Linked DNA regions of Homo sapiens: region 1 is linked to region 2. Evidence: read pairs that join two places in POLR2A ChIA-PET (ENCODE). Cell type or tissue: GM12878. All regions are shown on one strand. Each heading gives the region's core, and the rest is flanking DNA. Links, peaks and the distances in the headings are about the cores only.

Region 1 (7,614 bases), core at 1,551-6,550, 280 kb before region 2:
TGAACGAATGAATGAGAGGTATTAACACTGTTTACTCTGCTACAGGAGTCCTTGGCTAAAAAGATTGAGAATCAGTAAGCTATAGAACACTCTATGCAAAACGAAAACCACCCATACTTTTCACATGGAAGCATAAGACAGTTTTAACTAAATAAATGAAAACTTTTCTTCAAAAAAAAAAATTACTCTTCTACTTTTGTTTCAGTATTTCATTTACACTCCTTAAATCTAGTAAGAATTAGGCAGCCAGGCACAGTGGCTCATACCTGTAATCCCACCACTCTGGGAGACCAAGGCAGAAGGATTGTTTGAAGCCAAGAGTTCAAGACTATCCTGGGCAACATGGCAAAACGTCATCTCTATAAAAAGTGTAAAAAATTCCAACAGAGTTAAAATGTAAAAGTGAAAAGTATAAAAAAATTAGGCATGGTGGCACATGCCTGTGATCCCAGCTACTCAGGAGGCTGAGGTGGGAGGATGGCTAGAGCCAGGGAGGTAGAAGTTGCAGGAAACTGAGTCATGCCACTGCACTCCAGCCTGGGTGACAGAGCCAGACCCTGCCTCAGGAAAATAAATAAATAGATAGATAAATAAATAAATAAGGCATGCAAACATACTCAAATATCTGTCTTAAAAAATGTCTTCCTTGGGCCAGGTGCAGTGGCTCACGCCTGTAATCCCAGCACTTTGGGAGGCCGAGGCGGGTGGATCACAAGGTCAGGAGATCGAGACCATCCTGCCTAACAAGATGAAACCCTATCTCTACTAAAAATACAAAAAAAAAAAAAATTAGCCAGGCGTGGTGGCGGGCACCTGTAGTCCCAGCTACTCGGGAGGCTGAGGCAGGAGAATGGTGTGAACCTGGGAGCGGAGCTTGCAGTGAGCCGAGATCAGGCCACTGCACTCCAGCCTGGGCGACAGAGCAAGACTCCGTCTCAAAAAAAAAAAAAAAGGAAAGAAAGCGTGGCAGATGGGGCCACCTCTAACTCCTCATTGTGCATTCTCTCGATTCTACTCATGCTTCCAGGAAACTGCTCTTATTAGAATTGGTAAGATAATCTTGTTCCTTACTGGTGGTCACTTCTCCATCTTTATTTTCCCTGCCTCTTGTCAATGTCCTACACAGTAGACCATTTATCTTACTTGAAACATTTTCTTCTCTCTGCTTCTGGAGTAAAATACTGTAGTAGTTTGCTAGGGCTGCCATAACTAAATACTACAGACTGGGTGGCTTTAAGAACAGAAATTTGTTCTAAAGGCTAGAGTCTAAGATCAAGGTGTCAGCAGGTTTGGTTTCTCCTGAGGCATCTCTCCTTGGCTTACAGATGGCCACCTTCTCACATGGCTTCTCACGTGGCTTCTCACATGGCTTTTCCACTGTGTGAGCACATCCCTCTAGTGTCTCTCTCTCTCTCTTTTTTCTTTCTTTTTTAGATACAGGGTCTCACTCTGTCATCCAGGCTGCAGTGCAGTGGATTGATCTTGGCTTACTGCAACCTCTGCCTCCTAGGCTCAACCGAGTCTACTGCTCCAACCTCCCGAGTAGCTGGGATTACAGGTGCATGCCACCAAACCCTGCTAATTTTTTTGTATTTTTAGTAAAGACAGAGTTTCGCTATGTGGGCCATGCTGGTCTCGAACTCCTGGCAACAAGTAATCTACCCACCTCAGCCTCCCAAAGTGCTGGGAATACAGGCATGAGCCACCACCGTGCCCAGCCATAGTGTCTCTCTTTGTGACAAAATTTCCTCCTCCTTTAAGGACACCAGTCAGGTTAGATTAGGGCCCACCCTAATGCTTCATTTCAACATTTCAACTTAATTATGGCTTCAAATGCTCTATTTCCAAATATGGTCACATTCTGAGGTATTGGACATTAGGGGTTCAACACATGAATTTGGGAGGAACATAATTCAGCCCATAACAAGTAACTTCCTGGCTTTCTTCTTTACCTCACTGGCCCTTTTTTTTTTTTTTTTTTTTTTTGAGATGGAGTCTCACTCTGTCACCCAGGCTGGAGTGCAATGGCACTATCTCGGCTCACTGCAACCTCTGCCTCCCAGGTTCAAGCGATTCTCCTGCCTCAGCCTCCCAAGTAGCTGGGATTACAGGCGCCTGCCACCACGCCCAGCTAATTTTTGTACTTTTAGTACGGGGTTTCACCATATTGGCCAGGCTGGTCACTCCTGACCTCAGGTGATCGGCCCGCCTCTGCCTCCCAAAGTGCTGGGATTACAGGTGTGAGCCACTGCACCCGGCCCCTCTTTTTCAATTTTCTTTGCTTATTTCTTCTCTGTCTTGCCTCTATGTGTTGGAGTGCTCAGGACTCAGTGTTGGGGCTCCTTCTCTTTATACTTTACTCTTACCTACTCCCATGGCTTCAGATAGTATCTGTGTACCAATGACTTCTTTATGTATATTTCTAGCTCTGCTCTGCTCTATGTCCTGACTTCTGATTCACATATTAAGTTGACATTTTCATCTGGATGCCTAACAGGTAACATATTAACATATTTGAAACAGAACTTTGGTTGGGTAAGGTGGCTCACATCTATAATCCCAACACTTTGGGAGGCTAAGAAGGGGGGCATCGCTTGAGGTCAAGAGTTCAAGACCAGCCTGGGCAACATAGCAAGACCCTGTCTTTACAAACAACAACAACAACAAAAATAGGGTGTGGTGGCATGTGCCTATAGTCCCAGCTACTCAGAAGGCTGAGGTAGGAGGATTGCTTGAGCCCAGGAGTTTGAGGCTGCAGTTTGCTATGATCGAGTGCAGCTCCAGCCTGGGTGTCAGAACAAGCAAACAAATCCAAGAAAATCAGACCTCTCCATTTCTTCTAAACCTGCTCCTGCCTCTGTCTTTCCTACTTCAGTAAATAACACCAACATTTACTCGGTTACTCAAGTGAAAAACCCAGGTATTATCCTTGATTCCTTTCTTTACCACCATTATCCAAACTATGGTCAAGTCCAACAGTTTGGATCCTCTATAGATTCTCTGTGAACACATTTTCCATATCTGTTATTTTCTTTCCAACTTCACTAAGCTACCATCTCTCAGCTCCTAGCTGGTGCCCCTGCATCCACACATTTCCCTACAATCCATTCTCCGTACAACAACCAGAGTGATGTTTCTATTCAGATCAGGGCATTTCCCTGCTTGAAATCTCGAAAGTGCCCTTGGTCCTTTATGGATGGTCCACCTTATAGGGGTCCCATAAACTTAAACCCCCAAATCTTTACCCTGGCTTATAAGGCCTGTGCCCTCCCTCCCTACATCTTGTACAAATCTCCCTTTGACCCATTACCGAAACTCCTTCCCACCTCTGGACCTTTGTATTTGCTGTGCCCAGTGTTAAAATAATTGAATTTGGAGAACATCAGGCTGAAACAGCTTCAGGGCCATGGGTTTCTCAGTAAGCAAACTAAAGCCCATGTAAAGGGTGAAACTTCAGCTTAACCACCCAGAAGCCAGCAACCAACCCTAACTAGGGACTTTACTGATCAGAAACTTCCAACTCACCTTTAACTAGAGACTTTCCAATGTAACCAATCAAATATGTTGTCTTTGTCTTGCTTCTGAGAACACCTTATGAAGGTTTTGCTCTTGCACATTTCCCTAGTGGAGCACTGGACTTCTTGGATTCTGGTGCCCCCTGATTCATGAACCACTGTCTGCTGAAATACACTTTTGAAAATTTAAATGTACGAAGTTTATCTCAACATCCGCCAGAACTGCTCTTCCCCCAGCCTTAGCCATGATTGGCTTTTTCTTGTCACGCAGTTATCGACATAAAGTCATTGTCGAACATCTCATTTAACGTCACCATAACCTGTGACCTGCTATTTTATTGTAAGCTCCGTGACAGTATAGACTTTATCTCCTTCATTCACAAATGTATTCTTAGTGCTTAGAACAATGCTCACTCCTGATAGGGGCTAATAAATATGCATTAAGTGAATAAAATTATAGATTTAACCATAATAAGGTAGTATAGCTAAGAGGCACTGCAATCAGCCTTGGATTTGAGAGTCCCTAACCTTGCCAATTACTTCACATCTCTAAAATGCAGTTTTCTAACTGTGAAATAGAGATGATACTAGTGCCGGTTCTTAGAATCCTTTTGAGAACTAAATGAGATAATGCATAGGAAGCCCTCAGCACTCGGTTGAGTAAACAGTTAATCTTAGCATTATTCTTACTTTTTTAGAACTCTCCTGTGAAAGTATTAAGTCATATGCCTAAATGCACCTTTCTCTGGTGGGCGGAGTGACAGCGCCTGGATCAGTAGTACAGCTGCTATCACACAATAGCCAAGGACAGGAAACAGAAAGAATACTTTATCCCCTGAGGATCGCAGGGGAATTCAAAGACACACAATGTTATGACTAAATTTGGAAGCTGGCCGAGTTACTAATACCACCATAGGGTGCTTGAGGAAAATGCCCCCAACCTCCTCAAGCCAGCCTCCATCCTAGCTGAGTGCCCCACCCACCGCCACTTGTAGAAGGGCCTCTGAATCGCCACACGCACCCTGCAGGACCCAGATCCTTCCCATTTCAGCCTGTGTTCCACGTGAAGCACACCATAGGCTGCCAGACACTTCATTGCCTGGCCCAGACCATCAGTATTCTGTGGCCAGCAGCATTTTCCAAAAATGGCTGTAACAACAGCACTGGTTCTGCATGTTCTTCTTTCACATGACTTCAACAGTCTCCCAGTGAGAGGTGAGGCTATGTTTTCTTCTCAGGCTAGGTCATAAAAGGCAATGCAGGCTGGGTGGGCACAGTGGCTCATGCCTGTAATCCCAGCACAATGGAAGGCCAAGGCGGGTGGATCACTTGAGGTCAGGAGTTCGAGACCAGCCTGGCCAACATGGTGAAACCCCGTCTCTACTAAAAATACAAAAATTAACCGGGTATGGTGGCGAGCGCTTATAATCCCAGCTACTTGGGAGGCTGAGGCAGGAGAATGGCTTGAACCCAGGAGGCCGAGTTTGCAGTGAGCCAAGATCTGGCCATTGCACTCCAGCCTGGGCGACAAAAGCGAAACCCTGTCTCAAAAAATAAAATAAAATAGAAGGCAATACAGCTTTCTGACATTCTCCCGGAATGCTCACTCTTAGAACTCAGTCATGCACCCTGAGAAATCCCGTCTGCGGAGAGGCCCACATGGAGAGGAGCCCCATGTTCCTCCCAGCCCCGGAGCCCCCTTACCTCTGGGCTGGGAGCAGCACCTCCTTGCTGGCCACGCGAGTGAGCCATCCTGAAGAACAGATCCTGCAGCCCCCAGTCAAGCCACTGGCTCTTGCCACAGGTGCAGGGGCGAGACCGCCCTGGTGAGCACTGCCCACAACGAGATTCAGCAAAACAAATGATGATTCCATCTCCAGAAAAATATTCCTGGTAACAAAGTAGGAAATTAATATGCGTAAAGCCCATTTTGGCTAATGCCTAAGCCAAATGGCAATTCTTTTTTTGTTTTTTATTATTTATTTATTTTTGAGATAGGGCCTCACTCTATTGCCCAGGCTGGAGTGCAGTGGCGCGATCTCCACTCACTGCAACCTCCGCCTCCTGGGCTCAAGTGATTCTTGTGCTTCAGCCTCCAAAGTAGCTGGGACCACAGGTGTGTGCCACCACAGCCAGCTAAAATTGTTTTGTATTTTTAGCAGAGATGGGTTCTCACTATGTTGCCCAGGATGATCTCGAACTCCTGGACTCAAGTGATTGACCCGCCTTGGCCTCCCAAACTGCTGAGATTACAGGCATGAGCCACCGTGCCCATACAAAATGACAATTCTTTTTTTTTTTTTTTTTTTTTTTTGAGACGAAGTTTTACTCTTGTTGCCTAGGCTGGAGCGCAATGGCATGATCTTGGGTCACTGCAACCTCCTCCGCCTCCCGGGCTTAAGCGATTCTCCTGCCTCAGCCTCCCGAGTAGTTGGGATTACAGGCGCCCACCACCACGCCCAGCTAATTGTTTTTTTGTATTTTTAGTAGAGACGGGGTTTCACCATGTTGGCCAGGCTAGTCTCGAACTCCTGACCTCAGATGATCCACCTGCCTCGGCCTCCCAAAGTGCTGGGAATATAGGCATGAGCCACTGCACCCAGCCTCAAAATGGTAATTCTTAATAAGTGAAAATTTTATTTCCTTCTTTTCTTATTTGGCTTTTTTAAACAACTGAAATCTGAAGGTAGTTGGCCCAGATAAGGACTTTTGTCTGCATGGAATTTTTATGCTTCTCTCCTTTTATCAGGTGGGTTCATTGTAAGGTGTGGAAGTGAAAAAGAATGCAATTAACATTACAGAAACATCTATTAAATGTCAGATATTGTGTGCTTTATATCTCATCTAATAACTATAATCTTATAACTCATCTAATCTTCCCACAACTCTAACTAGTAGATGTTATTTATTCTCACTTTAAGAATATGGAAATGGGGCCAGGCGCGGTGGCTCACGCCTGTAATCCCAGCACTTTGGGAGGCCGAGGTAGGCAGATAACCTGAGGTCAGGAGTTCAAGACCAGCCTGGCCAACATGGTGAAACCCTGTCTCTACTAAAAATACAAAAATTAGCCAGGTGTGGTGGCGGGTGCCTATAATCCCAGCTACTTGGGAGGCTGAGGCAGGAAGATCGCTTGAGCCCGGGAGACGGAGGTTGCAGTGAGCCAATATCACACCACTGCACTCCAGCCTGAGTCAAGCAGCAAGATTCTGTCTCAAAACAAAACAAAACAGAATGTGTTTAGCTATAAGTAACAGAAAACCCAATCAACAGTGTTTTCATCCATAAGGATATTTACTGTTAACAAAAGGATTAGAAATAAGAGATTCCAGAATTTGCACTGTGGTTCCTATCAGGAGTAGCTATACAATTTGTGGGGCCCAATGCAAAATAATAAAACAGGGCCCCTTGTTAAAAATGATTAATAACTTATAGCAGCATAGAACATTGAACCAAGCACAGGGTTGTTCTAAGTGCTGAGGCCTATACGACAGGTTCAGAGGCTGAACCTGGTTCTAACGACGTCAGAATTATGGGTTGGCTTCTGAAATTTTCTTGTCCCTGCTTATTGCGTTGGAAGATGGCTGTCGTAGTGCTAAACAGAAGAGGATGAACAAAAAAGTTCCCAGAAGACTTCCACTTGCATTCTATTGGCCAGAGCTGAGTCATGTGGCTGCCCCTTGTTCAAGGGAGTATAGGAAGGGGAGTAGCAGGCAAAGGGAAGTAAATTGCTACAATGAACTTAGATCAATCCAGATTTAAGCTCTACAGAAGAGTACATTGGGCTGGGCAGCCAACATGGTGAAACCCTCTCTCTACTAAAAATGCAAAAATTAGCCGGGCATGGTGGCGCATGCCTGTAATCCCAGCTACTAGGGAGGCTAAGGCAGGAGAATTGCTTGAACCTGGGAGGTGGTGGTTGCAGTGAGCCGAGATGGTGCCACTGCACTCCAGCCTGGGCGCAACAGAGCAAGACTCCATCTCAAAAAAAAACAAAAAAAACAAAAATGCCCAGGTGCAGTGGCTCACACCTGTAACCCCAGCACTTTGGGAGACCGAGGCAGGCGGATCACAAGGTCAGGAGCTCGAGACCAGCCTG
Region 2 (7,614 bases), core at 1,465-6,464:
CTCGCCTGGCTTTAATCATCTCATTTATTCCAAGATCCACTTTATCCTCCAGGCATAGAATTATAGACCGTAGGATCCCAGAAATTTCTGGCTTAGAAAGTCATTTCGATTTTTACAGATATGGACCACAACTAGCCAAGTGATTAGTCTAAGATCACTACGTGAATGATCTTAACTCACGTAGTTAAGGGACAAAGACAAGTCTAGAACCCAAGTCTTTGAGTCCTTAGCTCAAGATTATTTTCACTACGTGGAGATCTATTATTTGTGCTCCTTTTCTCTATCTGTATTCTTATGTTTTTTCAGGAGACCCATCCTTCTCAATTCTTTTATTGCTGTTACCATCATCTTTAGCATCATAATCAACATCATCACTTCAGCTGTTCCCAGAGCCCCCCTACATGGTGCCAGTGGGTACTCTATAACCATTCCTGATAGCACAGCTTCTTAACCCTTTTTCTCTATGCCAAATGATTACATGTTTATCGCCCTGTAAGTATCAATCGTCTTCAAGACTCAAGGTGACCAAAGTTGGTAGAATGAAAGAAGCATTGTTACTGATGCAGGAAACCCAATGCTTTATTTCAAATGTCAAAATACAACTTGCCGTACTGAAAGAGCAGGAAAGCTGGGACTATAGTGGCCACAGTATCAGGGAAGTTGACCCAGCTCTTGCCCATTAGAAATCATAGGAACCATTGAGTGTGAGGATGCTGGATTTCAGAAGGACCTGTTAATTGCTTACACCGTGACCTACCCTAGCTATAATGCACTGTGCAGCAGTGAACTCCTGACTCTAGCTGGGCCAATCTGACTTGCTAATGGCAGCTTAGAATTGAGGCCTGGAAGCACTGGGCCTTGTCCGGTAGGGGCTAGAATTGTGAAGTGATGGCCGGGCATGGTGGCTCACACCTGTAATCCCAGCACTTTGGGAGGCCGAGGCGGGCAGATCACGACGTCAGGAGATCGAGACCATCCTGGCTAACACAGTGAAACCCCATCTCTACTAAAAATACAAAAATTAGCCGGGCGTGGTGGTGGGTGCCTGTAGTCCCAGCTACTCAGGAGGCTGAGGCAGGAGAATGGCGTGAACCCGGGAGGCGGAGCTTGCAGTGAGCCAAGATCGCACCACTGCACTCCAGACTGGGTGACAGAGAAAGACTCTGTCTCAAAAAAAAAAAAAAAAAAAAAAAAGAAGTGATGTAAGGCTAGGGCCAGATGGTCATGCCTGGTGAAGCTCAGAAAGAGAGAATGAAGGAGAACCTCAGAGAAGCAGAGATGAGAGACCCCAAAAAACAAAGAGCAGTCATGGGTCCTGACTCCCACTCCAGCTCCCATCTTTTGGTGGTCTGTACAAAACCCAGTATCTACAAAAACCCTTCTTTCTTTTTTCTGCTTGACTTGAACTAGTTGAGTGGGTTGCTTTTGCAACCAAGAAGTCTTAACTAAGACCTTCCCCTTCTCTACAGAGCTGAAAGATGAACCAGGCAGCTGTGCACAGTTGGAAGGTCAGGGAGAGGGTTGCCAAGAATTTAAAGATATTGTTTCCTTCTCTGTAGGAGATGGTGCTTGTCAGTCTGTGATTTTCTGTGAATCAGATCTCACAATCACAGACATGCCTCTCTGCCCCCACCTCCCCACCGCAGATAAACATAGCAACCGTTGCCAACCTTCAGCCTTCACTCAACTTCATTTCCTCTCTTGCACTTGAGCCTAGAGGAGTCAGAAACAAGCTCAAAGGCTTGTTGATGTGAGTCTGCCAGGCATGGTGGTACACGCCTGTAATCCCAGCTACTCAGGAGGCTGAGGCAGGAGGATCTCTTGAGCCCAGGAGTTCAAGGCTGCAATGAGCTATGATCACGCCACTGCACTCCAGCCTGGGTGACAGAGTGAGAGTCAAAACAAAACAAAATAAAACAAACAAAAAGCCTGGTTAAGGTGAATCTAACTGGGCTTTGGCTTACCTTCTCTTTTTTGGGAGGTAGAAGGTTTTTGGAAGGTAGAAGGATGTATTGCAATGATTCCCCAGCTTCATTCACTAGCACACCACCTTCATGATTTTTGACGTGTCCACATATCAGTTGTACTATTATTTTCTTAATTAGACTTTCTTATTTTCTTATCTTCACCTATGATATTTTTTAATGGAACCATGGCTTTGCAATACATATGATGTTTTTTCAAATATACATTAAAATGCAAAACTATTAAAATAATTTTTTTTTTACCACCTAAGATTATTTTATGTGTACTACCTTAGGAAACAATGTCATGTAGGCTTTGGAATCAGGCAGGCTTGTTCAGGTAATACCTGTATGTCCTTGGGCAAGCCACACTCTCTAACCTCCAATATTGTCATAATAAGTGTGTCTTCCTTAGGATTTTGGTGAGGGCTAGATGGGTCAGTTTGTGTGTGTGTGTCTGTGTGTGTGTTGCGTGTCTGTGTGTGTAGATGTGGGTCTCACTGTGTTGCTCAGGCTGGTCTCAAACTTCTGGGCTCAAATGATCCTCCTGCCTCGGCCTTCCAAGTGCTGGAATCACAGACGTAAGCCACTGCACCCAGCCCTAGATGGGATGATTTAAACACTGTGTTTCAACTGCCTTGCACGTGGGTAACACCTAGTAAGTACTCAGTCACTGTTAACCATTGCTGTTCCTGCATTCTCTATTTCTGCACTTTGTCTGCTTCTCTGTATTTCCTTTCTTTCCTTTTTGGTCTGTTTGCAGCAGGAACCAGCATGGAATGGGTTTGCTTACTGGAGCATATGAAATGTATGTAAAGCCCTCAGGGACCAGGACAGAAAGCTAAGTGTGGTGCCTCTGCGGGGTCCGGGTGTGTATAATAGAATCTAATGATGTGACTTGTTATCCCATCGTGCTTGTGTGGTTGAGATAATAACATTGTTTCTATAGAACCTGCTTTAAAGGGTCAAAGCCCTCATGGACATTATCTAGCTCATCTCTCTTAAGTGTGGACAAGTGTTATCGTCCTCGTTTTTCAGGTGGAGAAATCAAGACCCCAACAGAGGGCTGACCAGGTTACTCAGCAATGCTGTGGCAGAAACACACAAAAGAGTCCGTGGCTTGTGATTCACAGGCCAAGACGCTGCCTTGGCGCAGCACTCCCCGTGTTGACGTGGAAGGTGGTGATGGCAGTGAGCAAAAAAGTGATCCATGCACAGATGCATTTGTGAACGCCGGATGAAACAAAGTTAAAATAGGTGGGTTTTTTTTTTCTGTAGGATTTCTCAGTCTTTCATAAGATAACATGCATGATGATTCTCCGAGGGAGATAGAGCATACATAATTTTCCACATGTGAGCATTAAGTATACCTACTTAGGAACTCTAAAGATAGTGTCCCTCAGAGCACTAGTTTGGGAAATAGCGTCTTAGTTGATCATACTGTCTTGAAAGCCTTCTTCTGATTTCTTTATGTTATAAAAGAAAGCTGCTTTTGGAATGCTAAAACAAAAACAAAAACAAAAACAAATCCCATGTCCGAAATCATTCTACCCCCATATCACCCTAGTCCCACCCTGGGGACTAGGATTTCATTCCTGTATCACTTGTTGCTACACGCCTGGGGAACTGCCTGCCTTTGATCACATACTTACTAATGTGTAATATTTCAACTCTATTTGGTTCTTAAGTTATTTCATTTTATTTTATTTGTGAGATGGAGTTTTGCTCTTGTTGCCCAGGCTGGAGTGCAATGGTGCAATCTTGGCTCATCGCAACCTCCACCTCCCGTGTTCAAGCAATTCTCCTGTCTCAGCCTCCCAAGTAGCTGGGATTACAAGCACACACCGCCACACCCAGCTAATTTTGTATTTTTAGTAGAGACGGGTTTTCTCCATGTTGGTCAGGCTGGTCTTGAACTCCTGACCTCAGGTTATCCGCCTGCCTCGGCCTCCCAAAGTGCTGGGATTACAGGTGTGAGCCACTGCCCCCGGCCAAGTTATTTTTTTAATTCGTAATTTTTCTTTTTTTTTAATTTTGAGGACTTAAAATAATACAAGAAAATAATAACTTCTAATTTTTAAAATGAAAGTGTTGATAGAAAGTTAGTGTTAGGAGAAATGTCATATTATACAGAAAGGACGTGAAGTCCTACAGAGGCCAGGTCACATGGCAGGACAATAGCATACCCACAAATAGAAGAGAAGTATCCTGTCTCTTGGGACAGACTGTTTTTCACTGCTGAAGCGTTCCTTTGCTTTGATTTATAGGTGAGGTGTATTGCTGAGCCATTTCAGCGATCTTGACTCTGTGTTTCTCATTTAGATATTTAATATAAAATACTGTGTGGGAAGAAAAGGAAGTCATGGAAGCATCTGTTTTACAAATACGAAGTAGACACAAAGCTCTCTTTCCACAGAGAGCCCTCCTTTATTATACCAACGTGAGAGGTCAGGACCAATCCCACGTTACAGGCTCACCCTGCTCACACTAGGCTTTTACGTAGCGCAGTGGCCGTGTTAAGGACTGATGAGCAGGTTTCCCCTGCAGCCGAGGTCCCCTTGCTGTAGGAGAAATGAAGCATAGTCAGGGCGGAGGCCCTGAAAAGGAGATGACGTGACAGAGGATTCACACTTTATCACTTTTGTTTTCTGAAGAGGTTTGAGATGGCTTAACATGAAGAACATGCATATCAGAATTGGTGTTTTGTTGTTGTTTGTTTTGTTTTGTTTTTGTTTTTGTTTTTGTTTTTGTTTGAGACAGAGTCTCGCTCTGTTGCCCAGGCTGGAGTGCAGTGGCGCCATCTGGACTCACTGCAACCTCTGCCTCCCGAGTTCAAGCAATTCTCCTGCCTCAGCCTCCCGAGTAGCTGGGATTACAGGCATCTGCCACCACACCTGGCTAATTTTTGTATTTTTAGTAGAGACAGGGTTTCACCATGTTGGCCAGGCTGGTCTCGAACTCCTGACCTCAGGCAATCCACTCACCTCAGCCTCTCAAAGTGCTGGGATTACAGGCATGAGCCACCATGCCCGGCCAATTCCAGGGGACTTTAAAAAAATGTTCACAAAAAACGAAAAAGAATGAGGGTAATATAAGACTCAACACTCTCCATTCAAAATGAACAAATGTTAACACTTAGTCATATGTTCTCTAGACCTTAAAAACAAAAAGAAGGAATGAAACATTACAGATAAAGTTGAAGTCCCTGTATCAATGTGATGGGCTAGCTATGCTACAGTAACAAACATATACTCCCACAGTTTTAGTGGCTTAAGGAAGCAGAGATCCATTTCTCAGTCATGCCTCATGTTCACTGTGGGTCATTTGGAAACTATCATACACTGTCTTCACTCCAGGACCCAGCGGATGAAGTGGACTGAAACACTGAATCTGAAACATTGATGATCACTACAGCAAAGGGAAGAGCTCGGTAAATTGTGCATATCGTTCTTAGATCTTCCACCCAAAAGTAACACTTCCACTTACATGTATTGGCCACGGTAAGTCATGTGGTTGTGCCTAACTTCAAAGAATGTAAGGACATACAATCCTACCATGTACTGGAAGGAAATCCAGAAGATTCCTTTTTTTTTTTTTTTTTTTTTGAGATGGAGCCTTGCTCTGTCTCCAGGGTGGAGTGCAGTGGTGCGACCTCGGCTTACTGCAACCTCCGCCTCCGGGGTTCAAGTGATTCCCCTGCCTCAGCCTCCCGACTAGCTGGGATTACAGGCACACACCGCCACGTCTGGCTAATTTTTTTTTGTATTTTAGTAGACACAGGATTTCACCATGTTGGCCAGGATGGTCTCTATCTCCTGACCTTGTGATCCACCTGCCTCGGCCTCCCAAAGTGCTGGGATTACAGGTGTGAGCCACCACGCCTGGCCAGAAAGGCTCTTAAAGAGGCCTAATGACTATCACAGTCCCAGAACTGCTTCCCTCTCCCGCTAGAAGCAGCCACATGAATGTGACGTGTATCTAGACCCTATTTTATATTTTCACTACAAATACACTGTAATAGAGATGGTATTCATTTGCATATTTTAGAAAATATTTGTTAATGGGATCATCCTTTTATAATGTACAATTTTTAGTCAATAATTTTCAGGACTTATCAATGCTGAATCATATAGATCTAGTTCATTGATTTAAACTGTTATATAGAATTCCACATTAGAAATATACTGTGATTTATTTATCTATTCTCCTACAAATGAACAAACTATTTACAATTTTTTTTTTTTTGGGATGGAGTCTCACCCTGTTGCTCAGGCTGGAGTGCAATGGCGCAATCTTGGCTCACTGCAACCTCCGCCTCCCGGGTTCAAGTGATTCTCCTGCCTCAGCCTCCTGAGTAGCTGGGATTACAGTCACGTGCCACCACGCCTGGCTAATTTTTTTTTTGAGATGGAGTCTCGCTCTGTCACCCAGGCTGGAGTGACACAATTGTGCTGCAGTGGCACAATCTCGGCTCACTGCAAGCTCCGCCTCCTGGGTTCACGCCATTCTCCTGCCTCAGCCTCCCAAGTAGCTGGGACTACAGACGCCCGCCACCACGCCCTGCTACTTTTTTGTATTTTTAGTAGAGATGGGGGTTTCACCAAGTTCGGCAGGATGGTCTTGAACTCCTGACCTTGTGATCCGCTCACCTCGGCCTCCCAAAGTGCTGGGATTACAGGTGTGAGCCACCGCGCCCAGCCGGACTATGGACATTTTCAAGTTTTCTAGATATTGTCAAGTTATTCTCACAAATGACCTTGTCATTTACACTTCTGCCAGATGTGCATGAGAGTTCTCATTTTCATACCTCTTTGCCAACATTTGCTATTGTCAAACATTTTACTTTTGGCCAGTTCCATGGGTGTGAAATTGTATCTTAGTGTTGTTTTTAAATTGTATGTCCCTGGTTGCTAGTGAGTGGAGCCTTTTTTCATATTTGGTCATTGAGTTTCTTTTTCTGCTGCATGGTATTGTTCAAATTCTTTGCCCATTTCTCTGCTGGGCTGTTCATGTTTTTCCTTTTTTTTTTTCTTGAGACGGAGTTTCACTCTTGTTGCCCAGGCTGGAGTGCAATGGCACGATCTTGGCTCACTGCAACCTCTGCCTCCTGGGTTCAAGTGATTCTCCTGCCTCAGCCTCCCAAGTAGCTGGGACTATCACACCTGGCTAATTTTTGTATTTTTTGTAGAGGCGAGGTTTTGCCATGTTGCCCAGGTTGGTCTTAGACTCCTGAGCTCAGGACTGTGCTTAACCCAACACAACATTTTCCAGATCTAGCCATTCAAACATTTCTTGCAATTTAGGCAAGTACAGAATACATCCTCTGTTCATGGAGGGGGTTACTTAGGGATAGAAGGAATATATAAAATGAGTCTACATATTTTTTTATTTCAAATTTTTTTAATTTAAAAAAGTTTTTTTTGTTTTTTTTTTTTTGTTTTATTTTTTGTAGAGACAGGGTCTTGCTATGTTGCCCAGGCTGGTGACAAAATCCTGGGTTCAAGAGTCTATATATATAGACTCATTTTCTATATTCCTTCTATCCCTAAGTAACAGTTATTGTTATCCAAAGATCAGCCGGTCCAAATGCCCTTCTCACAGAGGGCTTCTTTGACCTAGAAGGCAATGGAAGTGTTTAAAATAAGCTGAC

Evidence for each region. ChIA-PET counts read pairs that join two places held together with the same protein. Peaks named below come from ENCODE experiments on the same cell type or tissue, not always from the same donor. Only the 100,000 strongest peaks of a DNase experiment are listed, where the experiment ranks them.
Region 1: POLR2A ChIA-PET joins it to region 2 with 5 read pairs; 3 of 35 experiments call an interaction of 5 or more read pairs at or near these places.

Annotation. Positions count from the first base shown.
Region 1 is chr12:955,682-963,295 of GRCh38, reverse strand. It overlaps a transcript of RAD52 not described here. Among named protein-coding and RNA genes, the nearest start is that of RAD52, 9.8 kb to the right of the region's middle. RefSeq lists enhancers at 4,032-4,531, 4,532-5,033 and a silencer at 4,591-4,790. In GM12878, for the core only: no CTCF peak of the experiment used is centred there; a DNase peak (open chromatin) is centred at 4,335.
Region 2 is chr12:679,602-687,215 of GRCh38, reverse strand. It overlaps LINC02455 (long intergenic non-protein coding RNA 2455), which reads left to right. Exons shown (of 4, transcript NR_187480.1): 2 at 3,003-3,221; 3 at 5,321-5,464. Among named protein-coding and RNA genes, the nearest start is that of NINJ2, 20 kb to the right of the region's middle. RefSeq lists enhancers at 1,412-1,501, 1,772-1,891, 4,468-4,697. In GM12878, for the core only: no CTCF peak of the experiment used is centred there; DNase peaks (open chromatin) are centred at 1,645, 4,505 and 5,329; H3K4me3 peaks cover 1,092 bases; H3K27ac peaks cover 2,769 bases.